Regions from separate parts of the Homo sapiens genome. Here region 1 is linked to region 2. A link is a loop called in an ENCODE intact Hi-C map of the cell type or tissue named here. Cell type or tissue: IMR-90. All regions are shown on one strand.

Evidence for each region. Peaks named below come from ENCODE experiments on the same cell type or tissue, not always from the same donor. Only the 100,000 strongest peaks of a DNase experiment are listed, where the experiment ranks them.
Region 1: it touches region 2 in a loop (5-fold over the local background); 5 of 110 quality-filtered maps call a loop at or near these places.

The regions. Positions count from the first base shown.
Region 1 is chrX:45,805,888-45,808,387 of GRCh38, forward strand. No RefSeq gene overlaps it. Among named protein-coding and RNA genes, the nearest start is that of MIR222HG, 37 kb to the left of the region's middle. RefSeq lists a silencer at 947-1,036. In IMR-90, no CTCF peak of the experiment used is centred here; DNase peaks (open chromatin) are centred at 1,014 and 2,374; H3K4me3 peaks cover 978 bases; H3K27ac peaks cover 2,255 bases.
Region 2 is chrX:45,321,498-45,323,997 of GRCh38, forward strand. No RefSeq gene overlaps it. Among named protein-coding and RNA genes, the nearest start is that of DIPK2B, 120 kb to the left of the region's middle. In IMR-90, a CTCF peak has its summit at 1,060 (motif pointing right); a DNase peak (open chromatin) is centred at 1,084; H3K27ac peaks cover 706 bases.

The DNA of each region.
Region 1 (2,500 bases), 480 kb after region 2:
ACACAAAAATAGGGATTGTCAAAAGTCTCTTTAAAGTATTTCTCCATGTCTCCAAATTGGCCTCAACAAAGCAAGGAGTCCTTGGCTTCCACCTGCCTTCCAAAGGGATCCCTCACTTTGGGGAAAAGATTTGCCAAGGCCCTCACCTGACACACACCTGAGAAACAGCTGACTGCCCTGACAGTTGGCAGGGCTTAAGCGTGCAACTCCTCCCCAGCATTCTGTAGTGTAAAGGACAGGACCAGCTGTCACTGCTGTAAAATGGTGCACCTGGTCCTCCCTCTGCATCCCATACTCAACTCAAGTGCGTCCGAGGGTCTGGGGCCTGGGGCCACAAGGAAGCCACATTCTACAGAACGCAAGTACTTCCCCAGGCACTTCAGACTTGTCTGTCAGCTTTTTCTGAAGCTTTTCTGGGGGAAAAAAGAAAAAAAAATCTTTTTCTGAAGCTTTTCTCCTCTCCAGCCAGTCAGCTGCACACTGTCTTGCTTTCCGGAGGACATCAAAGAAGCAGAGAAAGGCAAAGCATTCCCTGACTCCCCTTAACTCCGGGCAAGATAGAGACATTTTTAGTGCTGTAGTGGAGACCACACACTCTACACCACATCCCAGCTCACAGACGGGCCCTAGCCAACTACAGGAAAAGTTAAAGAGAAGCTCCCACCCTGGGTTGCTTCTCACCCTTATCCAGGAATCCTAAGGGACGGGGAGGAGAAAAAGGCTCATTCTCACAGCTTGTACCTGCCAAAGACAGGCAATCACTAACACTGCAGCATCTTTGAGGACAAGGACCCCAGCCACTCTCAAAATCTGGCCTCTCCAGCTGTCTCATCATTTTGCTCTCAGGAAAAAACAAAGTTGAGAAAAAGTGAAAGTAACACTACGCATTTCAGATTCTCCCTATCAGATTCTACCCCAACCACGTGTTCTTTCAAGTCAAATCTTTGTCTTCGGGTTCTCTGGCAGCACTTCTTAGACTAAAGCCAGACCACAGAGCGTATTGCTGGTGTGGTTTTGCTTTAGCCAGAACTGCTGCTTCAACTCTGAGTGGAGCTGGAATCCATATAGAAGCTGATCTGTGAGAAAAACCCACAAAGTCCAATGGGAAAACCCATTAACTAACCTTAATGATCTCATAGGTCATCCATCCTTTCACGGCTCCGACAGCTCCTTTCTCGCCCCACCCCCTTTTCCCCTTATCTCTTCCCTCTAGACATTCTATGGAAGCACAGACAACTTTAGGAGAAAATGCCAACTTTATCAAGCTCTCCAGTGAACACTTGAGCACGTGCCTTAGTCTGTACCCCTAAGGGACAGTCTCAGAGACTGTAATACTAAGAGAGAGCCAGATGGGGTATATGAGGAGGAGGGTTTTGGATTTTGAAGGAGTGCAAACCTAAATTGCTTGTACTAGAATTTCAGTGGAGGAAATTCCACGTTTTGCAAGTATGAAAGTCTGATATTAAATATCACAAACAAAAATTCCATTTCTTAGCGTACATGTCTCAGATTTAATTTCTCTATGTTCTCTGTGGTTTGGTTGTTTTACCTCCCAAGAAAAGCTTTCGTGAGACCACTCTTTACAAAAAGACAAACTGCCTTCACAGATGAATGGGTAAACAAAATGTGGTATATGTACATAATGGAATACTATTCGGCCTTAAAAATAAGGAAATCTTGTCATCTGCTATAACATGGATGAACCTGTTGGACATAAAGTTACATGAAATAAGCCAGACACAGAAAGACAACTGCTGCATGATTCCCTTTATATGGGGTATCTAAAGTATTCAAACTCTTAACAGAAAGTACAATGGTGGTTGTCAGGGGCTGCAGGGGAGAGGAAAATGGGGAGTTGTTCAATATACTTTCGGTTTTGCAAGATGAAAAAGTTCCAGAGATCTGTTGCGCAACACTGTGAATATATTAACACTACTATACTGTACACTTAAAAATGCTTAAGGTGGGAAATTTTATGATATGTTTTTTGCCACAGTTTAAAAGGTACCACCTTCATGCTACATTTTGGATACTCTAAATCGCCAAGTCAGCATTTTGATATTTAAAAATAAAGCAAATATTTGGGTGACTTATATCTTAACTGAAAATGAAAACCCTAAAATTAAATTGCTTTGAAGATTCAAAAAGGATAATTAAGAAGCACTTGAAACCATTGCTTGAGCCAAACCTTGTCATTTTAAGCATGCATGACATTTTCATAGCAGGAAGGGTCCTGGCATTCTTCTCAAATGGTATGTGTGGTATGCTGAATCGGCTTCTAAATCAAACGAGGCTGCTGATATGTAGCCTTTTAGCAAAAGAAGGATATATCACAAGACAGCCTTAGAGACTGAACACTGTGGCTATTATAACAAAGCGGCAAAATGAATCATTCATGCGTAGAGGGAGTATACAAGCATTACTAGCTACGGCTACTTTTTGAATGGTTCCCGCACCGGTTCCCCCTCTACCAAACCTCTCTTTACTCTCTCATTACTGT
Region 2 (2,500 bases):
GTCCACAGTCTGCTGAACACTGACACAGTACCTGGAGATACACAGATGGATATGGTGGTACCCAAGAGTGCCCACACTCTAGTGTGGGAAAAACTACATTAAAAATTGTCCCATGATGTCATGTGAAGGAGGTAACAATGGAGGTTTGACCATAATTCTATGAAAAGACACAGGGAGAAGCTTGTAGTTATTCCTGCTGAGTGGCTGGGTGGGTGGGTAGAAGGTTTCTTAAACTATATGCCTTGCAAAATTAGTCAGATTAATCAACCAATTGTAATGTTGATGGAAGTGGGACGGGTAGGGTTGTGGGATTCTCACAGAAGAAACATCATGGATAAAGGTATGGAAATGTGAAGATGCAGGGTCTGTTCAGAGGAGAGTAAAACCGGGGTCTCCTAAAACCCTGGCACAACTGGAAAGACTTGGGATATTTCTTGGGTGAGAAGGTTTCTGGTATTGAATTTCCACTTTCTTTTTCATGAGTCAGACAGGCAGAGCATTTGGCTGGTAGGACAAGGGCTTTGTTAGTGGGGTTGGGGGGTCTGGGGTGCAGTAGAGTGCTTAGTTGGTCCAGGGGTTTGATGCCACGAAGCTTGCCCACATCCATCTGGGGAGCTGAATCATGGCTTACATTTCTGGTTGATCCACTGGAAGTAGAATATTGCTAAGGGACACTCAGAGGACTTTAAGCAGGGTCTCAGATCTCTGCGCTTTCTGGTGGAACCCAGTAATTCAGATAATGTGGCTTCTGAGAATTGTTCCCAAAATGGGAGAAAATAGCTTATGGTAAACACGAACAAATCAATGACTTCCATGCTGTGGTTATGGTTAAAAGATTTTTAATATTTTTTTGTTAGGAGGAACCATCATATGTAAAAAGGAGTTCATTGTATCTGCTCAAACCCATGTCACTGTCCTATAGTCTGAATTTTTGCTGTGAACACTAAAGAAAACATTTAGCAAATTGAAGTCAACCATGCAATGCAGCAAAAATTCTAATAATGCTTTGCATCTCTTCCCCAACTCAGAGGCACTGAGAGAAACAGAATGTGCCTCAAGATGGAGCCCTTGAACCACAAAGTTTAGAAGCAAATTCAGTGACTTTGTAAACTTGCCAGGCACAGGCAAAGTTGCAGCTGCTGGTCAAAGCTGGTGGCATTTCTCATGTAGAAATCAGAAGGTGTGGGAAAGCGGTATCCCCTATCCCCTAAAGCTTTCACGAGGGCCAGGCAAACCTGAGGGGCAGGCTGGTATGGCAGTTTTCAGACTTGGGCTCCAACAGCTCACAGGGTTATAAAGTTAAATCAACAGGATAAATAATTTTACTTGTATTAATAAATATACTTATTTCTCTAACAAAGTACATATTTCCCTCTTCTTAAGCCCATCTCAAATGGTAAAATCACTACTTGAAATTTTAATAATCCTCTGTGATCCCTAGTAGGTTCTTACTGGTATATAAGTACTTTCCTTAGACATGAGGGAATGACACACAAAGGAAGCATCAAGTAGGAGGCTACTGCAATACCCAAGTAAATGGGATGCTCCTCACAGCAGGGCAGTTTCCCTGCTGCCTAGAGAGGAAGGTGGCTCAATGCAGGAAGAAGAGCTAGGGCCTCAGCATCTGCCATGTCTAGGCTAGAGTCTGTCTCTGTCCTTTCCTAGCTATGTACTCTCAGGCTGGCTTCTCAACCTAATGATAACACTTCCAGATCTTAAGGATTGAAGATAATGCATTAAAGTGCCTGAGGCTTGTGCCTATGAATAAAGTGCCTACTACTGGTTACTGTTGGAGCAGCCATGTCTACATGTTCAAGCTGTGCACTGAACAAGACATCACATGTATGGAGGTGCCATTCACACTTTAGACATATGATGTATATCAATGCAGGTGAGCCCCAGAGCAACACCCTTTACATCGACCCACACTGGTCCATGCAGCCATGTGCTTATGGGGCAAGCATGTGGACAGGCATGAACTATTGCACATGTTTGCAAAGCTGTTACCTGCCCTGACTATACCTATTCTTTCGCCCCTCCCACCTGCAGACCCAAATAGAAATCTGATACAGTCACCCCTCCCACTTTGGCAGGGAAGGTTCAGTAAATAGGCTGTTATTACCAGGAGCCTGCATGACTCAAGCAAGCAGGTAAGCAGGGGTTCTTGGATAACAGCTCAGGCTGTGCAGCGTCTTTGCCTGGTTCCTCACAAGCCTTTCATGCTCTAGCCAATGGCTTAGGAATGATCCATGGAACTGCCTTTGGGGAGTTTTCAGCTGGATGGTAGCAATCTTCCCAGCATTAACCCCATCCCCACCCTTCCCACTCTTCTACAAGTGGACCATCGGCCACATAAAGGGCCATATGCCACACTTTTTCTGGCCCAGCTGTGTAAGCTTGTCCACCTTAGCTACTGCTAAGTGACATCAGGGTCTATCACATTATCGATAGCACAGACTTTTGTTTGCTGATATCCTATTAATTAATTACACTTAGTAGT